2 separate regions of the Mus musculus genome follow, and region 1 is linked to region 2. A link is a loop called in an ENCODE intact Hi-C map of the cell type or tissue named here. Cell type or tissue: gastrocnemius. All regions are shown on one strand. Links, peaks and the distances in the headings refer to the core of each region. The heading gives the core; the rest is flanking DNA. Region 1 overlaps Iho1 (interactor of HORMAD1 1). Region 2 holds the start of Tcta (T cell leukemia translocation altered gene).

What was found. A loop is a pair of places that touch in the nucleus more often than their neighbours do. Peaks named below come from ENCODE experiments on the same cell type or tissue, not always from the same donor. Only the 100,000 strongest peaks of a DNase experiment are listed, where the experiment ranks them.
Region 1: a loop joins it to region 2, with 2.2 times the contacts of the local background. A loop is called at or near these places in 2 of 42 quality-filtered maps.

The regions. Positions count from the first base shown.
Region 1 is chr9:108,413,637-108,421,636 of GRCm38, forward strand. It overlaps Iho1 (interactor of HORMAD1 1), which reads right to left. Exons shown (of 8, transcript NM_001135198.2): 3 at 7,754-7,925; 4 at 3,686-3,849. Among named protein-coding and RNA genes, the nearest start is that of Iho1, 14 kb to the right of the region's middle. In gastrocnemius, for the core only: no CTCF peak of the experiment used is centred there; no DNase peak of the experiment used is centred there.
Region 2 is chr9:108,301,795-108,317,054 of GRCm38, forward strand. Amt (aminomethyltransferase) reads left to right here. Exons shown (of 9, transcript NM_001013814.2): 9 at 1-508. Tcta (T cell leukemia translocation altered gene) reads right to left here and starts at 4,365. Exons shown (of 3, transcript NM_001311156.1): 1 at 3,928-4,365; 2 at 3,532-3,586; 3 at 1,161-2,459. The coding sequence starts at 4,150. The coding sequence ends at 2,417. It overlaps Rhoa (ras homolog family member A), which reads left to right and starts at 4,366. Exons shown (of 6, transcript NM_016802.5): 1 at 4,366-4,759; 2 at 13,514-13,588. In gastrocnemius, for the core only: no CTCF peak of the experiment used is centred there; DNase peaks (open chromatin) are centred at 3,640, 4,368 and 4,950; H3K4me3 peaks cover 5,664 bases; H3K27ac peaks cover 5,629 bases.

The DNA.
Region 1 (8,000 bases), core at 1-8,000, 110 kb after region 2:
ATATCACTGTGTCTCAAAACAAGCAAACAAAACTGTGTAAATACACAAAATAGTTTAAATTACAACATTTGTACTTTTTAGTCTAAAAACTTTAATTTACATATAATGTGTGTTCATGCACAATGCACAGCACTCATAGAGGCTGTGCGAAACGTGAGATGTCAGCTCTCTTCTTCAGCCATCAAGATTCTGGGGATTCAAGTCATCTTGTCAGCAAGTATTTCCACCCACTGAGCTATCAAATGCAAATGGTCCCTGACTCTTTTTGATTATATTAATTAGAATTTGTGTGTGTGTGTGTGTGTGTGTGTGTGTGTGTGAGAGAGAGAGAGAGAGAGAGAGAGAGAGAGAGAGCCCTAGAGAGGAGAGCCCTTCTTGCGAGCAGGAGCTGCAAACACTCTTAACTGCTGAGCCATCTCTTCAGATGCAGACAATTCCTGACAATGCTCCTGCCTCAGCCTTCTAAATTCAGAGGATTTGGGGGGGAAAGCCACAATGTCTGGTTTTAAATTTTCTTTGTTTTTGTTTGTTTGTTTGGTTGGTTGGTTTGGTTTAGTTTGTTTTGGTTTGCTTTGGTTTCTCAAGACAGGGTTTCTCTGTGTAACAGTCCTGGAAGCTGTCCTGGAACTCTCTTTGTAGACCAGGCTAACCTCAAACTCACAGAGATCTGCCTGTCTCTTTGGGAGGTGTGAGACACCATGCCTGGCCTGGCTTACAGTTTTATTTTATGTGTATGAGTGTTTTGCCTATGTATATACTCCATGTGTATGCCTGGTGCTCCCAGAGTCCAGAAGAGGGCATCAGATCCTCTGGAACTGAAGATATCAATGATTGTAAGCCACCATGTTAGTACTGGAAATTGAACCCAGGTCCTCTGGAAGAGCTCCCTATTTCTAGGGGAATTATTTAGAACAGTACTTGAGAGGCAGAGGCAGGTGGATCTCTTGAGGCTAGCCTGGTCTATAGAATGAGTACCAGAACAGCCAGGGATACACAAAGAAACCCTGTTTGAAGAAACAAAACAAACAACTGGTTTACAGTTATTATTAGCTGTCATGAGTGCTGAGAACGAAAGAATGAAAGAAAGAAAGAAAGAAAGAAAGAAAGAAAGAAAGAAAGAAAGAAAAAGAGAGAGAGAAAGAAAAAGAGAGAGAGAAAGAAAGAAAGAGAGAGAGAAAGAAAAGAAAAGAAAAGAAAAGAAAAGGAAAGAGAAGAGAAGAGAAGAGAAGAGAAGAGAAGAGAAGAGAAGAGAAGAGAAGAGAAGAGAAGAGTAGAGAAAAAGAAATTCTGTCCACATCCAGGTGTTCATGGTAGCTCATGCCTTCTGTCCCAGCACCAGGAAAGTCAGAGTAGAGGCAGTTGAATCTCTGGCAATTGCAAGCCAGCCTTGTCTGTACAGTGAAACATCTCAAACTAGATGATCTGAGAAATAAAATCTGGAAGGAAAACATTTAGACAGAAGCAATATAACATTACTTGAATTTTGCATTTTTCAAAAATATATTTTTTGACTTCCAGAGACAAAAATTATAGTGGTTACATTAAAATCCAAAAGTCACATTGAAGAAAGCATAAAGTAATTACTAGCTGGGTGCTGGTGACCCATTTCTATGACTCCAGGACTTGAGAGTCTACGGCAGAGGGATCACGACAAATTTTAAGCCAATCTGTGTTATACAGTGAGGTCCTGCCTCAAACAAACAAAAGAATAATAGAAAAAATTAACAGGCAAGAGTGTGAACACTAGGGAGATGGCTCCTATAAAACATAAGGTCTTGAGTTCTAGACCAGGCACCCACAGCTAGGTATAGTCTTGTAATTGCAGAGTCCCAACAGCCAGCTAAACTAGCCTAATTAGAGAACCCCAGGTCCTAGTGAGAGACCAAGGCAGAGGGTGTGGGAAGACAGCTTAGTAGATAAAATATTAGCCTTGGAAGAACAAGGGACTTGAGTTTGGAGCCCCAGCAGGTACATAAAAGCCAGGCATGAGGATGCATGTCTGTAATTCCAGGGCTGGGAAGCCAGAATCAGAAGATCCTTGGTACTTGCTAATTAGCTAGTGTAAGCTAAACTCATGAGGTCAACGTTCACTGAGACAAAAATTAAGTGGAAACCAAAAAAGGTGGAGAATAATTGAGGGAAACACCTAAAGTGCAACTCTGCTCTTCATAGACAGGCACACTCATGCAGTGATGGTTAGTTTCAACTGTCAACCTGACAATGTAAAGTCACCTGAGAAGTGAATCTCAATAAGAAATCATCCAGATTAAGTTGACCTGTGGGTATATTTCTTAGTGATTGTCTCCATTATATTAATTGACACGAGAAGACTCAGTCTAAAGGTGCAGTCCCTGTCCCTAGGTGTGGGTCTTGAACTGCAGAAAAAGGGAGAGAACATGCAGGTGTTGTATCCATCTCTCTGCTCTCAAACAGCACATGCGCTGTTATCAGTTGCTTCAAGTTCCTGCTGTCTTGACTTCTCTACAGAGATGGGCTATCACCTGGAGTTTGAGCTAAAAGAACTACTCTTCCTTATTCAAGCTGTTTGTTTGTTTGTTTAAGACAGGGTTTCTCTGTGTAGCCCTGGCTGTCCTGGAACTCACTCTGTAGACCAGGCTGGCCTCGAACTCAGAAATTCGCTTGCCTCTGCCTCTTGTTTTTTTTTTTTTTTTTTTTTTGATTTTTGAGACAGAATTTTTCTGTGCAGCCCTGGCAGTCCTCGAATTTGCTCTGTAGACCAGGCTGGCCTTGAACTCACAGAGATCCACCTGCCTCTGCCCCTCTGCCCCTCTGCCCCTCTGCCCCTCTGCCCCTGCCTCTGGGGAACTGGATTAAAGGTGTGCCCCACCTCTCTAGTTTCAGGTTGCTGTTGTCAGGTTATTTTATCATAGATAGCAGCGGAAATAAAGCTAATACACACCCAGGCAAAGTGAAGGAAAGCAAGGGTGCAGCCCAGTTTGTGTCAGTAACCCAAACTGATCTGTAGGCAGAGCTGATCTGTTGCCAAGAACTCCTGAGCCTCTTGCCTCTGCCTCCTAAAAACTGAGATTACAGCTATGCATCCTCAACACCCAGCTTGTTGCAATGTTGCCCTCCTTTTTTCCATTTAATATTTGTTTATTTTGTGGAAATAGAGAATAAACCTAGGGTCCTGGCATGTTAGGTAAGCACTCTACTGCTGATACATGGGGTGGGGGGTGCTACATAATACCCTTAGAAGAAAAAAAACATCAAGTTACCCTTCATCAAAGTCCACATAGATTACCCAATCTACTGATGACCTGACCAGAGGCTAAAGGAAGGGTTATAACATCCAGCTTCTTCTGCCCATTTGAGCTCCTAGTTCTTGAGTCTTCACACTTCAAAACTTCAAAACACCTCGCCCCTTCCTTCTATGGCCCCTTTGTTCAGGCTCAAGTATATCTCTGGGCCCTTGGTTCTCTAGCATGCATACAGAAGATTTATGGAACCAACTAACTTCCAAAATAAATTAGGTTGTCTATCATTGACCACCCCCATGTGTATGTGAACAGTGTGTATACTATTGATTCTGTTTCTTTTTGCTCTGCACATCCCTGATAAATGCATGCTATTATACTAAAATTGAATGATCTGATTATTAATAGTACATTTTGCTTCCTTTGGAAAGCACGAGTTTTCTCATCCTCTTAAAAGATATGTGTACCTGTCAGATTGGTCCGTTGCCCTTCGTTTTTTCTCCTCAAACTGTTTTGAGAGTCCTTTTGATTTCCCAACTGGCAAAGGAAGAGAAAATAAGCTTTCATCTTTTGTATCGCCTCCAAGCAACTGGGGCTTTGCCTGGTATTTTATGAAAATACTAGGTTCACTCTGTGAAACGAAAAAAAGCAATACCAAATATCACACACCATTCCCTCTGTAAAATGCAGAATCATATTTAAGTGCCAAGCATAAGGCTGAAAATAAAGCATGTTGTTTTCCATTATTTGTGTTTACCAGGAAATCATATTTATAATAAAGCATCTGTCTAAGTTAATACAGTTTCTGCCTTATCAGTGCAGAAATACTAAATTTTCAGATAAAATGACTCAAGGCCAACTGAATATCCTCATAGGAAACAAGAAAACTATTTACTCTGCCTCTGAGCTGTGTTATTAAAGTCCCACTTTAACATATTTAACTCAAATTGCTATGTTTAAGTGTCTTTGAACTCAATACCTGTTGATAACTTCCACACGGCCTAAGCAGTGCACATGTGGTGTGGAGAGGTATTTCCTGCGTTTCTTATGGAAAAACCTGCTCTAAACACTCAGGAAATGCATTTATTCCCTTCTACCACTAGCATCAATTTTTGAGATTATACATAAAATGCTTTACTAACCTCAAGAACTGGGCTAGCCTTATTCATTTGATATAGGCAAGTCTAAATATAATATTAAATGTAGTTCTAGAACCCAGAAAGGGGTAAATGAGTATTGGTGGTATATAGCTTGAATCCCAGCATTCAGGAGGTAGAGGCAGGAGCATGGCCTTGAGGTTTAAGCTAGCCTGGGCTACATAGTGAGTTCTAGGCCAGTCTGGGCTACAGAGTAAAACTGTCTCAAAAACCAACCAAACAAAAACTCTTGACTCAAAAAAAAATAAATTAAATTAAAAATTTTTTAAAGTGCAAAATAGCAACAACAAAATCCTGACTCAAAAAGACAAATATCTCTTGTTCTCTTTGACATGTAGATCTGAGGGGTTTTTTTGGTTGTTGTTGTTTTGTTTTTTGTTAGTTTTTGGGTTGGCAGGAGTTTGAGACAGGGCGTCTTTGTATAGTCCTGGTTGTCCTAGAACTTGCTCTGTAGAGTTACCTGGCCTGGAACTCAGAGATATCCACCTGCCTCTGCTTCCCCAGTGCTGGGATTAATGTGTGCAGCACCACCCAGCCAGAATGCTGTGTTTAATGCTTGTTTCTATGTGTCTGTGGGGGTGAGTGTGGTTACCCTCTACAAAATAAGAAAAGAGGAACCCGAAGAAAGAAAGAATGGAAGGAGCGGAGTGGGACAGAGCTGTGACCAGAATGTCAGACAAGCGCGGAGCAGATGGAAGGGGACAGGGAAGGCTAGAGGATGGAGGAGGGGAGTGGGAGGGACAATCAACAAAAACAAATTCTGCTTTATAATGCCATGACACCTAAAACTCTGTATGCTAATTAAAATAATTTTTAATTTTATTTTTAAGGATCCTTCTGTCTGTTTGTTTTGTTTTATTTTTGAGACAGGGTTACTCTGTGTAACAGCCCTGGATTTCCTAGAACTTGATTTGTAGAGCAGGCTGACTTGAACTAACAGAGATCCACCTCTCTCTACCTCCCTGGCACTGGGATTAAAGGCAAGCACCACTGCTCAGGCAATCGTCCCTTTTTTATTGGCTGGTGAGCTGACTTAGGTGAGGGCACCTGTTCTCAAGCCTGCCTGCCTGCCTGCCTGCCTTTGTTTCCTGGAGCCTGGGAGAAACCTCTGACTTCAGCCCCCATAGGCTCATGTGAATTGAATGCTTTGTCACCAAGAAATGGTACTGAAAGATTGGAAGGGCGGGGAGGCGTAGCCTTGTTGAAGTTAGTGTGTAACTGACGGTGGGCTTTGAGGTTTCAGAAGCCATTGCCAAGTGCAAAGTCTCTCTCTGCCTACAAATTAGTGTGTAGCTTTCAGCTCTTGCTCCAACACCATCCTACATCCTGCCTCTCCCTGCCTTGATGATAATAGGCTAAACCTTAAGCAAGCCCCCAATTAAATGCTTTCTTTTATGAGAGTTGCCTTGGTCATGGTGTCTCTTCACAGCAATAGAACACTGACTAAGACAGTGAGTGCTCACCCCCCACAAATAAATCAATGTAACTAGTTTTCATAAAAAGATAGCTGTGATAATACAAGCCTGTAGTCCCAGGAGGTTCAGCAGTTCAAAGTCACACCTAGGAGATGGTGCAGTTAGTAAAGATGCTTACCATCAAACCTGCCAACCTGCGTTGTATCCCTGAAATCCACAGGGTAGAAAGACAAAATTATCTCTACCAAGATGTCCTCTGTGCCCAAAGACACAAATAATAAACAGCAATGCAATAATGCAGTGTTACTAATAATTAAGAAGTCTGTAATCATCTTTGGCTACACAGTTAGCCTGGCTATTCAGTGCCTTTGAGGCCAGCCAGGGCAACATGAAAACTGTCTCAGAAGCAAAGATGCAATGAAAAGTAGTTATAATGGCTATAAAACAATATGGAAAAGCAGCGGGAAACCTGTTGTGAGGAAGGAGCTCTGAGAAGGGAAAGCAGGTAAGAGAACATAATGGGGAATCAAAGTGCATTATACATACATGAGACTGTGGAAAAAAAATGAATGTTTTATTTGTATTTTTTATTGTGTTTTGCCTGCATCTATGTCTTTGTCAGATCTTCTAGAACTGGAGTTATAGACAGCTATGAGCTGCCATGTGGGTGCTGGGAACTGAACCTGGGTCCTCTGGAAGAGCAGCCAGTACTGTTAGCCACTGAGCCATCTCTCCAGTCCCAAGAATAAATGTTTTAAAAATTAAGAGAGCTAGACTATAGCTCACTCGTAGAACACTTGCCCTGGTAGGCCCTGGATTCCATCAACAGTGCTGAAAAACTAAAATGTGCCACTTTATTTCTTTTAAGTCAAAGGGCTTATTTTTATTGATTGATTGATTGATTTAGTCCTGTGTTTGTGTCTATAAGTGTGAGTATGAGTATGCCACATGTGGAAGTCAGGGGACAACCTCAGGTGTGGGTGAGCCCTTCCAGTGTGTTTGAGGAAGAGCTGGTCCCCCACTGGTTTCCTGTCTCACCCACTCAGCTTCTAGTCTGAGCTCTAGGGTTAGGTATGTGCCATCATGCTTGGCTTCAGATGAGCTCTAGGGATTTGAACTCAGGTCTTTGAGTTTATACAGCAAGCACTTGTCCCACTGAGCCATCATTCTAACCTCTTCTATTCCTATCTTATAGAAGCAGTGGGATTGATGGTGCATGCCTTGAACCCCTGTGTTCTCAAGGCAGAGGCAAATGGATCTGTGAGTGTGAAGCCAGCCTGGTCTACATAATGAGTTCCAGGCCAGACAAAGCTACATAGAAAAGCAAACAAATAAATCCATCTTACAAAAGTTATTGCTTCTTAGGTATTTTCACAATCATGAAGAAATATGCATATCTGCCTCTCCCTAGTAATGCTCAAGGGATTGACACTATTTTATGTTGTTCTGGCAATAAAAGAAACTGTATATATATGTGTGTTTTGTTTTGTTTTAATTTCAGATCTCTAGGTTAATTAATAAGTCATGAATAAACTAGGCATGGTGGTGCATCCTTTTAATCCCAATACTTAGGAACAGGCAGTAGATCTCTAAATTCAAAGCCAGCCTGGTCTACATACGGAGTTCTAGGATAGCCAAGGCTACATAGTGAGACCTTGACTCAAAAACAAAAACAAAACAAAATATCATCAATCAAGCACAAACCCATTTAGGATAGTAATCTTTAGAGTAAAATTCTAAAGTATGTTCTTGTTCCAATAGAATAATTCATTTTTAAAGCTTAGATCCATAATAAGTATGAACTATGTACAGAGAAATTCAGAAATCAGAGCTGGGGTGGTGGTCTAAACCTGTAATTCCAACAATCAGGAGGCTGAAAACAGAGATGGAGAGTCCAGACTGGCCTACATAGCAAGATTCTCTCTCAAAAGGAAAAATTTAGCTAGCTGGAACTGAGACTCACATCCACAGAATTCTGTTGTGTCTGTTTTGGGTGTCTTAAGCAAGCACCAGCATCCAAGGACGGTAGCAGAGTCTCTGAATTTTCAGGACAGAACTGAGATCCAAAGAGGAACTGGGAATCACTGAGAGAACAGTCAGTCTGATTATTATTCCAGTTAGATGGTTTAGTGATCCTGAAACAAAGCAAGAAAAACATTATGTAAATAAGCATCGCGAAGAAAATAACTCATAACTCACAGCTACGACTT
Region 2 (15,260 bases), core at 1-8,000:
AACTCAGAAATCTGCCTGCCTCTGCCTCTGAGTGCTGGGATTAAAGGCGTAGGGCCCAATTTTTAAATGACAAATCACCTTACTTAATGTCCTGTTTTAGCCCACAGTCCCACTAACCTTAATCTGCCTGGTGCTGACTTTGGAACAAAGGTCATCCTGCCTTTGTGTGGAGGGTAACACCTCCGCCCACCTCACTATGGCTTCTCTAATTTCAAAGAACTATTACTGTGGGCAGTATGGACTTAGGTACCTTCTCCACTTTGCATACTGCTGCCTTTCCTTAGATAGAAATGACTCCTGACGTGGTGTTGGCTGAGTTGTTCCTGTGTGCAAACATAGAGATGGCTAAGCAAACATGGGACTCACCCTTCCACATTCTCTAGTCAACCCAGCCTGCTGTGCAGCAAGACATGGCTGGTTTAATACTTGGGCTGACCTCGGTCAGTTGTTGTGAATAATTATACTTTACTAACTCTTGAAAAATAAAATTAATTTCTTTCTTACTTGCTATGGTCTCTAGCTTCCTTGTTCTTTCGTCACTGGATTTCTGGGGTGTCTTTTTTTTTTTTAAAGATTTATTTATTTTATGTCTATGAGTACACCATTGCTCTCTTATGACACACCAGAAGAGGCCATCAGACCCCTTTACAGATGGTTGTGAGCCACCATGTGGTTGCTGGGTATTGAACTCAAGTCCTCTGGAAGAGCAGTCAGTGCTCTTAACTGCTGAGCCATCTCTCCAGCCCCTCTGGGGTGTCTTCTTAGCCTCTAAGACAGGCTCTAAGTAGGATTTCCTTGGAAAGGGCCAGCTATATGAGAACTAAGGAATATAGAAGTGGTGTGCTGGTCTATCCCTGTAATCCTAGTACTTCTGAGTTAGAGACAAGAGTATTGGGAGTTCAGGGTCATCTCCAGCTATATATTGAATTGAAAGTCAACTTAGAAAACATGAGACACTAGCTCAGCTCCCCCAATCTCCTCCCAAGTCCCCAAAAAAGCTAACGGGGATATTGTCCACCACCATTGCAGTGAGTTGGCACCACGTCGTCACCTCTGCAAAGTGCTGTATGTTGGATCCTAAGGGCAATATACCCAACCAAGATCCCTTACCAGTTGCCCATGTGTACACAACACTTGTCTTGATTGAATAACCACACCACTGATACACTTCTGTGTTTAATATGCCACATCTTCAGTTGCTCCTGGGGTGGAATGTGAGACCTTGACTCTTGTAGTGATGTCAGTGGGTGGGCATGAGGCTGTGAAGAACATCTTGCCACACAGATGACATCTCTGGAGTAGGTGCACGTGCACGAGGCGCTCAGTACAGTTCACCTATAGTACACCTGCTAAAAGTCTCAGTAGGCAATGGCTGCCAGATGGCTATATGACATCTAACAAAGAGACAGTGGACACCTGAGGTAGCTAGTAGCCCAGCAGAGACAGGAGTACAACTGTTAGAGGAGATAGATCCAGGACCACAATGCTTTTAGGAACCACAGTGCTCTGAGGAAGTGGTGTTTTCATGGGGACACTGGCTACCCACCACCTTGGAACCTCTTCTGACCCATGGTGAAGGGCCCAGAGCTATCTGGCTTGTGGCTTGCTCTTACTGCTATTCCTAGAGGCTGAAATGAGGCTGGTGGACTCTCAGGACTAGGCCCTTGTCAAGATGGGAAGTGACAAGGTAACAGGGCACAGTGAAGTCATTGCACTAACTACTTAGTACCTCCCTAGGAGGGAGCAAGTACAGACTAGAAAAGCCTGTGGGTACTTCAGCAGTGGAGAGCTAGCCAATACCAAGGCTCTTAGTGAGATGTCTCTTAGGAATTCAACTTGTCCTCAAAAAGAACAGAGAAACAAGTCAGTGGGAAATGATAACTTCCTCTGCCTGCCTCAGACCTAAAAGATTGTAGCTTGGCCAGGGAGGGACAGGTTTGGTGCCCTAATCCAGGCCAGGATTAGCTGGCTTTTTGCCTACGAAGCAAAGCCAAGAAAGTCAGAGTCTATGGGAGAACTGGCTTTCTTTCTAAATCTCAGAACTGGCCAACCTCGAGATTCCTCTTAGAAGGACCAATTTCTCTAAGATTACATCCCCAAGGGGATGACTAAGTCAGGAAAAAGCCAAGGTGAGAAAGGGACCACTGACCTCCTCAACCAAAATGTTTCTAAGCAATGACCCTTGACAAGAAGTCTTTCCTTTTGTTAAGAGACAAACTTCACCTGCCCAGTACCTGAAGCTGTTGGAGGCAAGGCTGAGGGCAGTGGAGGCTCACCCTGGAAGCATCATGGTACTCCAGTCCCCCAACCCCAAGCCCTCTGCAGTTGTCCAAGGGGTCTGGACAGCAGCAACAAATAGCATAGGAGCCAGCGGACCCAGCGATATCTCTGGAGACCCTTCTGCTGCTGCCTTCCCTTATTCTCTGTGCGTTTTGAGAGCTTCATTTGCTGCTATCTCCCTGAAAGTAATGGAGAGAAGCAAGGTTATTTCATCGATCGCGGAACAGTCCCTGACATTGGTTCTTCCTTTGCTCCTTCTTGGCTAAGCTGGGCTCAGTACAGCTTATAGTAGAATCTAGACTTCTTTACTAATCTCTTGTAGTCCCTGCTGGGTCTACTATTCTCCTACCTTATGGTGCTTAGCTAAGACAGTGGTCACCTTCCTAATCCATGTATTGCTTTCACTCTTGAAGCCCTTTGTCGACTTGCCATAAGAAGAAGCTTATAAAGGCAAATTAGATCAGGCAACTGTCCTGCTGAATCAGCCCCTCAACTGTTCCTTCTGCCCTTGTGCTCCAAGTTCACCATCACAGCCTGATCTAGTCTCCTAAAGTTACATTTCCCCTTGCTACTGGGTCTTGTTTTATCTATTTCTTTTTCTTTTCTTTTCTTTTTTTTTTTTTTTTTTGGTGTTTTGAGACAGGGTTTCTCTGTGAAGCCCTGGCTGTCCTGGAACACACTCTGTAGACCAGGCTAGCCTCGAACTCAGAAATCCACCTGCCTCTGCCTCCCAAGTGCTCAGATTAAAGGTGTGCGCCACCACTGCCTGGCAGAGTCTGAGTTGTCCTTGTTTTCTGGTGTACTGTGACCTCTGCCGTGTGGTAGAAGCTCAGAGATTAGCTGAATGAAATGTCCTGATAAGTAAGCTGTTGTTTTTAGAGATTAGGAGGTTGACTTGATGAGGTCGTATGCTAAGAATAGAGACTGTTAGGCTGGGGGTTATAGCTCCAGTGGTACAGTACTTGCCTAGAATAGATGTTCTTGCCTTCCTAAAGAAAGACTTCCCAACCAAGGGATTTGTTTTCAATAGACCTGGCACATCACCTTTCTGAAATTAAGGTAACACCACCATCCATCCCCACTGAACATGCTGATGAGAGGCTCTAAAGCCACTGGGAACCCCCAACTGGAATCCTGAGCTCTACCATTAGCCTTGAAGGATTCTTGCACAGCCACTAAGCTGGTGCACTCACATGCTGAGAGTTCTCTGCCTGTCAAGCATGGGGTTGGGATAGACAGAGATTTACTCACCATGAAGAGAAATGTGTGGAGCCATCAGGTGTGGATCCATTCTGGCCACCCAGACCTGGAGGCAGGAACACACCCATAGCTGCAGGAGGCTGAGGGTGGGGATCTGAGCAGGCAATAGCCCAGGTCAGGTCAGGGGCCACTGGTATAGTTTAATAGAGATTGAGGCTGGGATACTAGGGACTAGTGGTATTGTCCAGGAAGGGTTTTGAGAAACAGTTAACAACGTGATGATGGGCATGAGGGGCTTGTGGTGTAAAATGGTACGGGGTTGTAAGTCTGGGTACAGTGAGGCTCCTGGAGGACCAGTGGTAGTCTATGTGGACACAGGAGAACCCAATGGTACAGTATGGTGGTGGTAGGGACAGCCGGGCCAAGGAGGTTCGTAGGGAGCCTCACCTGGACGGTGATACAACCCGGTCACTGTGTTCCCGTAGAACCCCCAGGCCAGCTGGATGCCCAGGAGACTTAACACCAACCACAGCAGGAGCAGCTTGAAGAGAGTCACTCGCATGTCTTGTGTCTCCCACTCCCGCAGAAAGTCGCTGCCCAGGGTGCCCAGCGCTCCGAGCACCGTGGCGGGCAAAGCTTGCAGAAACTGCCCGGCCCAAGGCTCCGCCATGACTGGCCAGCGCCCCACCGGGAGTACTGTCACCGTAGTTCTTACTGCGCAAGCGTATGGTCTTCCGGGGTTAGGCCTGTCAGTGCGCACGCGTAATACAAGGCAAGGAAGATCTACTTCGCTTGCGCGAAGTGTTGGCAGTTTGGGGAGGGGTTTTTAAAACCGCGCAGGCGCACCCAGCCCCACCCTGCTTGCTTAAAGGATGAGTGATTCGGTGAGGATAAAATAGCAACTCGCTCTTTTATAGCCCCGGTGTTCCCGTCATGCTCCACGCGTCTGCCATGATTGGTTAAGCGTCTAGCTCTCAGGGCGTGGATGCGTTCTTGAGCAATCGTGGCTGAACTGAGAGTGTGCGCGCGTGCGCGGGGCCGCGACTGGCGCCAGCTCGAGCCCGCAGGGCGCTCGGGGCCGCGCACGTCGCTCCCCGCCCTCCCGCCACCGCCCGCCCTCGTTCGCTCGCGCTCCCCGCCCGCCGCCCGCGGTCCTCCGTCGGTTCTCTCCATAGCCCGCCGTCTCCCACGGAGCTGCCCGTCCTTGGCTCGGAGCTCGCGGACTCGCGGACAAGCGTCCTCAGCGCGAAGAGGCCGGACTCGGAGTCCTCGCCTTGAGGTGAGCAGGAGCATTTCCCTCCAGCCGCCTCGGCTCCGGGCCCGGCTGGTCGGCTGATCGGCAAGCACTTTTCCGGCCTCCGGCCCGTCGCCTGCCCGCGGTCGCGCCCCACCTGCTGCTCTCGGCCCGCAGCCCCTCGCCCCGGCCCCTGACCTGGGGCCCCGCGCCCGAGGCGGCGGCCCCGCCCGCGCAGTCCCCGGAAGCGCGCCCCGCCGCCTCCAGTCCCCCTTCCCCCGCCCGGCCGGGCCTGGTGGAGCCCTAGCCGCCCGCCCTCCTCGTCGCTTCCTCTCAGGGTTGCGCCGGGCTGGGCGGGGGCTCCCGGCCGGTCCGCGACCGCGCTGGGGTAGCCTGCCACTGCGAAGCGCGTGTGGCTGTCGGGAGTTGGACTAGGCAAGAAACTCTTTTACAACTCCATTTTGCCTTTTGCATTGAACGTGGATTATTAATCCCGTTCTATACCGGGTGAAGACAGTGAGGGTTTGGGTGGATTTTCTGTTTTGAGTGCCGTATTATTGGAGATTGTGTAAGTAAAAGATTGTTTTGAAATCTTAGCGGTTATGACTCTATGGGGGAAGGTATTTTCCAGTCGAAAAAACACATAATAATTTGGCGAGGTTGCATCAAAATAGATGCATTTCTGCTTAAAGTTATTACTTCAATTAAGAATCACTGATGGGTTCCCCTTTTCAGGTCGGTTTCGTAAAATTGCATTTTTTGCAGGCAAGTTGATTTAAAAAAAAAAAAGTTCATGTTTAGTAGCTGATAGTGGAAAATTTGACACCATTTTTTTTCTTTTTTGCCCCAGAATTGGTTCTACTTGTATTTTCTAATAGTCATCACTAAATTTTGACCTATTAGTTATTTATTTGGTTTTGTCTTCTGGTATATTTTGAAATAAGTGCTTTTTGCATGTTATATATAACATTATATATGTATAATATGTAGTACACGTATAATGTACATCCCCCATGCCAGTCTGAAAGGGGAAAACTTATATTTTAGGATGCGGTATGTGGTGAGAATTTTTAGCCACTTAGTGTCACGTGCCCAAATGTGTATGTACCATGTGGAATGTTTTTTTCACCTTTCATTGGCTAGTTTGAGCATTTGACTCACGTATTATTAAACTAAGAAAACAAGATCAGGTCTTAATATTGAAGACTCTGAGATGTTGTTTGGAGTATTTCTCCGGAGCAGTGACGTTTCTTAGGGACATAAAATATATGGAGCTTGTTTTTTTCCTATTTTATTTTCCTCTTTGGTGTTGGCTTGGGACACAGTGAACAGGTGCTGTATCTCTGAGCTGCATTTCAGCCTTACAACTTGGGATCAAACTCTAGTGCTCAACTTACATAGCTTCTACTCAAAAATCTACTGAACAGGAGAATAGGAACATCCACTCTACTGATTGTACCCCCAATAGATGTAGTATTTTAGACTGGGGAGGAAAAAAAAAACTTTAGGATTTACAAACCAATTCCGTTTGTAGGTGTGGGAACTGAGCTTAGGGAATTTTTTTCTCTTTCCTTCTGTGTGTGTGTGTGTGTGTGTGTGTGTGTCTGTCTGTCTGTCTCTCTCTCTCTTTCTTGAGAAAGGCTTATTACTCCGCAGAGAGAACAGTGGGTGTGATAATACCAGAAGAACCACTGACCTAAGACTTAATTTAAAAAAAAAAAAAAAGACACTGGGTCTGACCTGAGACCTGGAACTTAATTTGTAGATAAAGCTGGTCTCTAATTTCCACATGCTCCTAGTGCTGCCTCCGGAACAGTGCTGGGATCACTGGGTGTGTGCCACCATTCCTGCTGAGACTTAAAATGTTTGAAGGTCATACATCTAGTTAGACTACAACTATTTTTTTTTCTGTTATTCTCCATGTGCTGTCAGTTAAAATCAGAATTTCCAGGTTACTTCAGGTTCTTTACCATGCAGATTATGCATATTTGGGAAACAAATTTCATGTTTTTGTAAGTAGTTCCTTTCTGGCTAGGCCTTGCCTTTGAGTGTGTTGGTTTTCTTAAGGACCGGGTTTTGAGAGTTTACTGTTAGCAAAGATAAGGTAATGAGGTCCAGCTAGAATGTTTTCAAGACTCCTTTGAGTCAGTTTTAAATGGAATTGGTGAGAATTTGCATGTATCAAGTAGACCATGGTCTGTACATGTGTGAGAGTGGTTTTGTTGGAGTGATTTCATAGTCCTTTAAAAAGTCCATCTTGCTCTATTAGGGGTGTAAGTAAGTTACTAGAAGAGTGAAAACAGATCTTCAGAGCTGGGTGTGGTGGCACACGCCTTTAATCCCAGCAGGCGGATTTCTGAGTTCGAGGCCAGCCTGGTCTACAAAGTGAGTTCCAGGACAACGAGGGCTGCACAGAGAAACCCTGTCTCGGGAATAAAAAACAAAAACAGATCTTCAGGCGCTTCTTAGTCCATGGGTGGGGTTGAAGTAGTAAGAAGAGGTCAAGTAAGAAAAGCCAAACTAGTCTTTTGACTTGTCCTTAAAGAGCCAAAAGATCAGTTAACTTCATTGAAAGACTAATTTAAGATCAGAGGGTTTTTATAGACAGCATACTTAGTTCTATTGTATCATAGCTACTAGCAATGATGACAAATTGTGCATAAATGTTGAATATAAAAATAGGAAGTAGGTGAGGTGACAAACCTGTAATGAAACACTCCAGGCATTAGGAGGATTTCAGATTTGAGACCAGCTTAGGCTATATAACAAAATCCTGCTTCAAAAAAAAAAAATGTTCCTCTTAATTCTATCCAGTGGAACTCAATTGTTGCACCAAAGCATTAAGAATGTACGTTACCTATCTGTCTTTTGTTACTGGGAATGAAACCTAACTTTGATTGGTAGCTATACGATTAGCCTCTCTCTATCTTAACTGATTGGTTACTTTTCAGCCTGAAGCTTTAACCCGGGGCATTACATATCCTAGGCAAGGGCTCTGCTGCTGAAGTACGTCCTGAACCCTGATTTTACTTTTGAGGTAGTCTTATTACATTGTCAGGGCGTAATTATGAACTCACCTGCAGCTTTCAACCTTCCTCAGTCTCCCCAGTAACTGGGTTTACAGCTATGAGGCCTGACTGTAACCAAGTTCGTTTTATTTATTTATTTATTTTGGAGGCAGTTACACTCTAGGTGAGGTTAGCTTGGAAACTTACACTGTGGCCCAGATTGGTCTTGAGTTTGTAGCCGTTCTCCCTTAGTTTAGTTTAGCCCTCCTGAGTGCTGGGATTGCAGGGGTTGCAGGTATGAGCCACCATACCAAACTTACAATATTTAAGTATGCATCTTACTTACTGTTAGTGTTTTGGTGACATTAGATATTGGTGACAATAAGTTTTGAAAGTAATTTGAAATTAATTATTGTAAAATCCCTAATTCTGGTGACTTTTTGTTTGATTGGAGACAAGCTCTGTCTGGCTTGGAGCTTTGTAGTCCAGGCTGACCTCACAAGTGAGGCAATCCTGTCTGCTTCAGTCTCTCTCTCTCTCTTTCAAGATTTATTTATTTTATTTATGTGAGTACACTGTAGCTGTCTTCAGACACACCAGAAGAGGGTGGTGGATCCCATTACAGATGGTTGTGAGCCACCATGTGGTTGCTGGGAATTGAACTCAGGTCCTCTGGAAGAGCAGTGTGCTCTTAACCGCTGAGCCATCTTTCCAGCTCCCTGCTTCAGTCTCTAGTGCAGGAAATATAGGTGTGAGCCACCATCCCAGACTTATTTTTAACCTATGGTGCTCTAGTATTCTAAGTGAAGGGTTGTATATTCATAATTATGTAGACTGTGTTATTGAAAACAAGCTAGGCAATAAAGCTGCTTATTATTATTGGTGTTTGCGCTGTCAAATGAATCTGAATGTACTTAAAATTTTTCTTCTGACTGTGCCTTTTTAATTCTAAGTGATAGACGTGTGAAATAAAGGACCATTAAGTTGTAACTAAGCTTTGGTTAATACCAAACTGAACTTGATTTGGGAATAGGGGTTGGGATGTCTTGAGAAAGGTTTTTGCTAATAGAGCTAGGTTGAGCTTAAACTCATCCCAGTTGTTTGCTCCCACTTCCCAAGCGGGATACTACTAGCATCTGACATCACCCACCCCTAACCCCCACCCCTGGCTGGGGGGGGGGTAGATAGAGGAAATATATTCAGATTTGTTTATAATAGAATCTTAAATTTCAAATGCAGATAAGAGGAGAACAAGCAGCTAATGAAAGAGTGGGAGGTAAAATGGGTTTAGAGAGATGGGCAGAGGCCAGATCATGTAGTATGAGAAATTCCTTGGGCTTGTTCTTTTTGTGTGTTTTTTGTTTTGTTTGTTTGTTTTATTCTTTTGGGGTTTTCATTTTATTTTTGAGACAGCATTTCTCTTGTCTGTCTGGAAACTTGTCCTGTAGACCAGACTGGCTTCTAACTCACAGAGATCCATTTGCCTCTGCCTCCCAAGTCCCGGAAATCCTTGTTTTAGCTTCTTAGGGTTATAGACATGAGCCACCAAGCCTTGCCTGGCTTTGGTTGTTCTGAGGTGGAATACCTATCAGGTGTTAGATTTGTTGTCTTGTTTTGAAGTTGGGTAATAATATGATCTGCAAAAAATTTTTTGAGAGACAGGGTCTCATGGACCTTGGGCTGACCTAAAACTAGCTATAGAGCCAAGAATGACCTTGTTCCTCTCACCTCTACTTCCCTGGTTCAGGCATTACAGGTGTGAGTGTAACAATTCCTGGCTTTTTGTGGTGCCTCCCCATCATCTGTAGCTGCAGTTCTAGGATATCTGACACCTTTTGGCTTCCTTGGGCACCAAGCATGCAAGTGGTCCACAGTTCTATATGTAGGCAAAATATCTGTACATATGAAAACATCAAAACTCTTACTAACTTGACTGGTTTTACTGCATGCCTGTTATTCCAGATTTCAGAATGGCAGAGGCAGGAGGATTGTTCCAAGGTTGAGGCCATCTTCAGCTAGATATAGAAAAAAAAAACAAAACCAGCAGAAAAAACCCAACAAGTGATCCAGACTTGTTGCACACCTATAATCCTAGCTCTTGGGAAGTGATGGCAGAGAAGGGTCAGGATTTTAAGTTGGAGGCCACTGAGCCATTTCTCTTGTCTCCAAGTCTTTGTGTGTATGTGTATAAGTTTATGTCGTACATATTTGTGGGCATTCTTGTGGAGTCTAGATTGACGTTGGGTGTCTTTCTTCATTGCTTTCCACCTTTTTTTTTTAAAACACTAAACATGCAGCTCATGACTGAGCTAGACATACTGGCCAGGAAGTTTCAGGGATCTTCCTGTGGTGCTGAGGTTACAGATGTACTGGTGCCACCATGCCCAAGTTTACAAGTGTGGTACAGATCCGAACTCAGGTTCTTTCTCAAGCTCACGAGGCTGTACTGTGAGCTCTCACCAGTCTGAGTTTACTTTGTTTCCTTTTATTTCTAAGCCATCAATTTACAAACAGCTGCCTTTCTGATTTTAATTTCTTTGTTAAGCCTGTATTAAAAAGGGAATAAATAATAGGGCCTGTCTGGCCTGTCTTAGGGTTTCTATTGCTGTGATGAAACAAGGGAACCAAAAGCAACTTGGAGAGAAGGGTCTGTGTGGCTTTAACATCATAGTCCATTGTGGGAAACCAAGGCAGGAACTCAAACGAGATAGGAACCTAGAGGCAGGAGCTGATGCAGAGGCCATGGAGGAGTGCTGATTACTGGCTTGCTGGGCCTCCTTTCTTAGAGAACCCAGGATCACCAGCCCAGAGCTGTACTGTACCTTTCCTCATCGATAAATGTCTAAGCTTGCCTGTAGCTGACTCTTTTGGGAGCATCTTCCTGCTCTTTGATGACTCTAGATTGTGTCAAGTTGACATAAAACTAACCAGCACACTTGCTTATTATGTATGAGGCCCTGAATTGGACTTCAGCACCTCAATATTAACAAATAAAACTTTAAAAAAGGGAAATGCTATTTGATAATATGTTAAATAGTCTAGGAAGTAAGATACAACGATCACTGTAAGTCTTCTAGCTTAGGTGATTGGAGATTTATATAATGGGACTGGAGAGCTGATCGGTGGGTAAGGCACATACTGCTCAGTGCCCGGCACCCACATGGCGGCTCACAAACATCCATAGCTACAACTCACGGAGATAACCTCCAAGGGCACCAGACATATATGCAGTGCCCATATGTAATCTCAGGAAAACACTAATTTAGTACATAAAAAAAGAAATAAAGATTTGTATAACAGAGCCAACAAGATGGCTCAGTAAGGTAAAGATGTCTATACCACCAAGCCTGACCCCTGAAGTTCCATCCCTAGGAGCCACATGTTGGAATTTCATAGAATCAATTCTTATTTCCATACTCTGACCTCTACATGCACTGTAGCATTTGCTTCTGCACATTTGCATGTGTATATGTGTGCACATACACAAATGAATGAATGGGGAGATATATATATATATACACACACATATATATATATATATATATACATACACACTGCACATACACAAATGAATGAATGGGGATATATATATATGTATATATATATACACACACACACTGTGCACATACACAAATGAATGAATGGGGATATACACACACGTGTGTGTGTGTGTGTGTGTGTGTGTGTATATATAAATAAAATTTTGGAGTCAAATGTGGAGGTTCACTCCTTTAATTCCAAAACTTGGAAGGCAAAGAAATTGGAGTTCAAGACTTTCCTTGTATATGTAGTGAGTTTCTAGGCCAACCAGGGCTATGAGAGACTCTGTTTCCAAAAAGAAAGGAAAAGCATAGCTTTCAGGCTGGTTGAGATATCTCAGCAAGTAAAGGTACTTGTTACATGAGCCTGACAATCTGTGTTTGATTCCTGAGACCCATATGATGCAAATTCCCCAAGTTGTCCTCTGACTCCTCTCACCACACAAAATAAATAAATGTAAAGTTTTTCTTTTTTTCTTTCTTTTTTTTTTTTTTTTTTTTTTTTTTCTTTTTTTTGGTTTTTCGAAACAGGGTTTCTCTGTATAGCCCTGGCTGTCCTGGAACTCACTTTGTAGACTAGGCTGGCCTCGAACTCAGAAGTGTGCCTGCCTCTGCCTCCCAAGTGCTGGGATTAAAGGCGTCACCACCACTGCCCAGCATCTGTCTTACTTTTAGAAGACAGCATTTATTGTATTTGAAAAGTAAGATTGATTATGTACATTTTTATTATGTGAAGAAGTCCATGACAACATCAGTGGACATGCTAATGTGGAAGGGGGAAGTTTGTATGGAGGGTCACAAAACTACAGGCAAATCAATAATGGCTGCTCAGAAAAATAGTCTTTCTATTATTGGTTTTTCCATTGCAGAGTGGTTGTATCTAAGTATTTGTGCAGTGGAGGGGAGGAGTGATGTGTATCTGTTTTGTTGCTGCTGTTGTTGTTTTGAGACAGGTTCTCTGTAGATCTGGCTGACCTGGAATCCACAATGTGGACCAAGCTAGCCTGGAACTCAAGAGATCTACCTCCCTTTGCATCGTCCTGAGTCTGAGATTTTAGATGTATGCCACTGTGCCAGGCATGTGTGTGTATTTATATACATGTATATTACTATAGTCATACATATGCAGACACATATAAATACATATTTTTTTTGTGTGTGGGAAGGTTTCAAGACAAGGTTTCTCTTGGTAATCCTGGCGGTCCAGGAATTCACTCTGTAGACCAGGCTGGCCTCAAATTCAGAGATCCTCCCACCTCTTCTGGGATTAAAGATGTGTGCCACCATGCCTAGCTAAAAGTTACTTTCTTTTTACAGAAGAAGGTCATGGTGGTATAAATGATAAATTTTTCTAATGTTAATAGTTTTTACCTTGATAACACTAAGTTGAGCAGAAGCTCCAGTGTATTCAATATTTGACTTCATCTCACCACCACAGCCAAGGAAAGTGTTGCTTCTAAAGGTGTAACGACCTTTATACTGTTTTGCAAGAGGCACTAAATATCCTCATTGGGAATTCATGAAGCTACCAAGGCAATCTGTACTTGCAACTACTTGTGATGAGTCTCTGTGATGAGTGTGTGTGGTGGAAGTGGTTTGGTGTTGAGCACCAAATCAACTTTAAGTTGATAACAACAGTGACAAAAATCCAGATCTGGGAATAGGTAGATTCTGCAAAATTGTGTGTGTGTTGGGGGGGTAGTGAACACAACCCATAAAACAGCAGTTCTCAACCTGTGGGTCATGGCCTCTTTGGCAAACCTGTCTCAAAATATTTACATTATGCCTGGGCGTGGTGGCGCACGCCTTTAATCCCAGCACTCGGGAGGCAGAGGCAGGCGGATTTCTGAGTTCAAGGCCAGCCTGGTCTACAGAGTGAGTTCCAGGACAGCCAGGGCTATACAGAGAAACCCTGTCTCGAAAAAACAAAAACAACAACAAAAATTACATTATGATTCATGACCATAGTAAGAGTACAGTTATGAAGTAGCAAGGAAGGTAATTTGGTGCGCGGGGTCATCGCGGCGCGAGGCACTGGGCTGCATTACAGCTGAAGCTTTAGGGCCACAAGGTGCTGAAAGGTTGTAGCTGTGTCGTGGTTAAGGATTGTGCCAAAGAATCTCAGGTTGAGGATGTAATTGAATAGTATTTCAAATGCAGTTAAATAGTGCTGTACATTTTCCTGTCTGGATGGACATTTACATTCTGTCTTTATCCTAATAAAATGAACTTATATCTCTTATTTTTCATAGCCTTGCATCTGAGAAGTTCCAGGTACTTTGTACAACTGCATCCCAGAACCTGTGTGTTTTCAGCACCTTTATAAGGTATGTAAACAAATATTTCTTCTTGCATTTCCTTTTCCTCATATTGAGAGATTAATACGAAATCTGTGGAAATAATTAAGTGATTCTCTTGTTCTCTGATTTTGAAAGCCTTTGAATTTTTCCTGTTGTTTTGTGTATGCATGCATGTGCACATGCTTGTGGAGATGGGGTGGGGGGCAGCTGTGCAAGTCAGCGCTCTGTCTGTCACATGGTACCAGGGATTGAATTAAGGCCATCAGCTGTGGCAGCAAGGATCTTTATCTGATGAGCCATCTTGCCGGCCTCGTTTTCTTTTACATTTGTTTGTTGTTGTTTTTAAGATTTATTTATTTATTTTATGCATATGAGTACACCACCATTGCTCTCTTCAGATACATCAGAAGAGGGCATCAAACTCCATTACAGATGTGAGCCACCATGTGGTTGCTGGGAATTGAACTCAGGATCTCTGGAAGAGCAGTCAGTGCTCTTTAACCACTGAGCCATCGCTCCACCCTTTTTTACATTTATTGATATGTGTTTTGGGGAGCAATGTGGTAGTCAGAGGACACATGGAAGAGTTAATCCTTTCCTTCCATCGTGTGTTTCTAGGATTTAAATAGGGTAGTCAGCTTTGATAGCAGACATCTTAACCCAGACTCCTCACTAGGCCTGGCACTTTCTTGACTTCCTTCCCTCCCTCCCTTCCTTCCTTCCTTCCCTCCCTCCCTCCCTCCCTCCCTCCCTCCCTCCCTCCCTCCTTCCTTCCTTCCTTCCTTCCTTCCTTTTTCTTTTAAAATTTATTTATTATGTATGTGAGTACACTGTAGTTGTGCATATGGTTGTAAGCCTTTATGTGATTGTTGGGAATTGAATTGTTTTAGGACCTCTGCTCGCTCTGGTTTACTCTGGTCAACTCTGGTCAACCCCGCTTGCTTAGTCCTGCTCGCTCCCGCCCAAAGATTTATTTATTATTATACATAAAGTATACTGTAGCTGTTTTCAGACACATCAGAAGCGGGCATCAGATCCCATTACAGGTGGTTGTGAGCCACCATGTGGTTGCTGGGATTTGAACTCAGGACCTTCGGAAGAGCAGTCAGTGCTCGCTCTTGTCATCTTGCCAGCCTTTTTTTTTTTTTTTTTTTTTTTTTTTTTGCTTCGAGACAAGGTTTCTCTGTGTAGCCCTGGCTGTCCTGGAACTCACTCTGTAGACCAGGCTGGCCTCGAACTCAGAAATTTACCTGCCTCTGTCTCCCGAGTGCTGGGATTAAAGGCCTTTGCCACCACGCGCAGCTTGTTTCTGTTTTTCAAGACAAAGTTTCTTTGTGTAGCCTTGGCTGTGTAGAACTAGCTCTGTAAGACCACACTGGCCAGGAACTCACAAAGATCTGCCTCTGCCTCTGCCTCTGCCTCTCTGCCTCTGCCTCCTGTTGCTGCAATTAAAGCACATGCCACCACCAACTGGCAACAGATAATGCTAGTTATGTTAGTGGATTCTGGAAAGAGGTGCATCATGAGTGTGCGTCTGAGAGAAGTGCCAGGTGCTGCAGGAAAGCACTAAATGGCCTGATCGCTGGGGAATGGTGGCGCACGCCTTTAATCCCAGCACTCGGGAGGCAGAGGCAGGCAGATTTATGAGTTCCCGAACAGCCTGGTCTACAGAGTGAGTTCCAGGACAGCCAGGGCTACA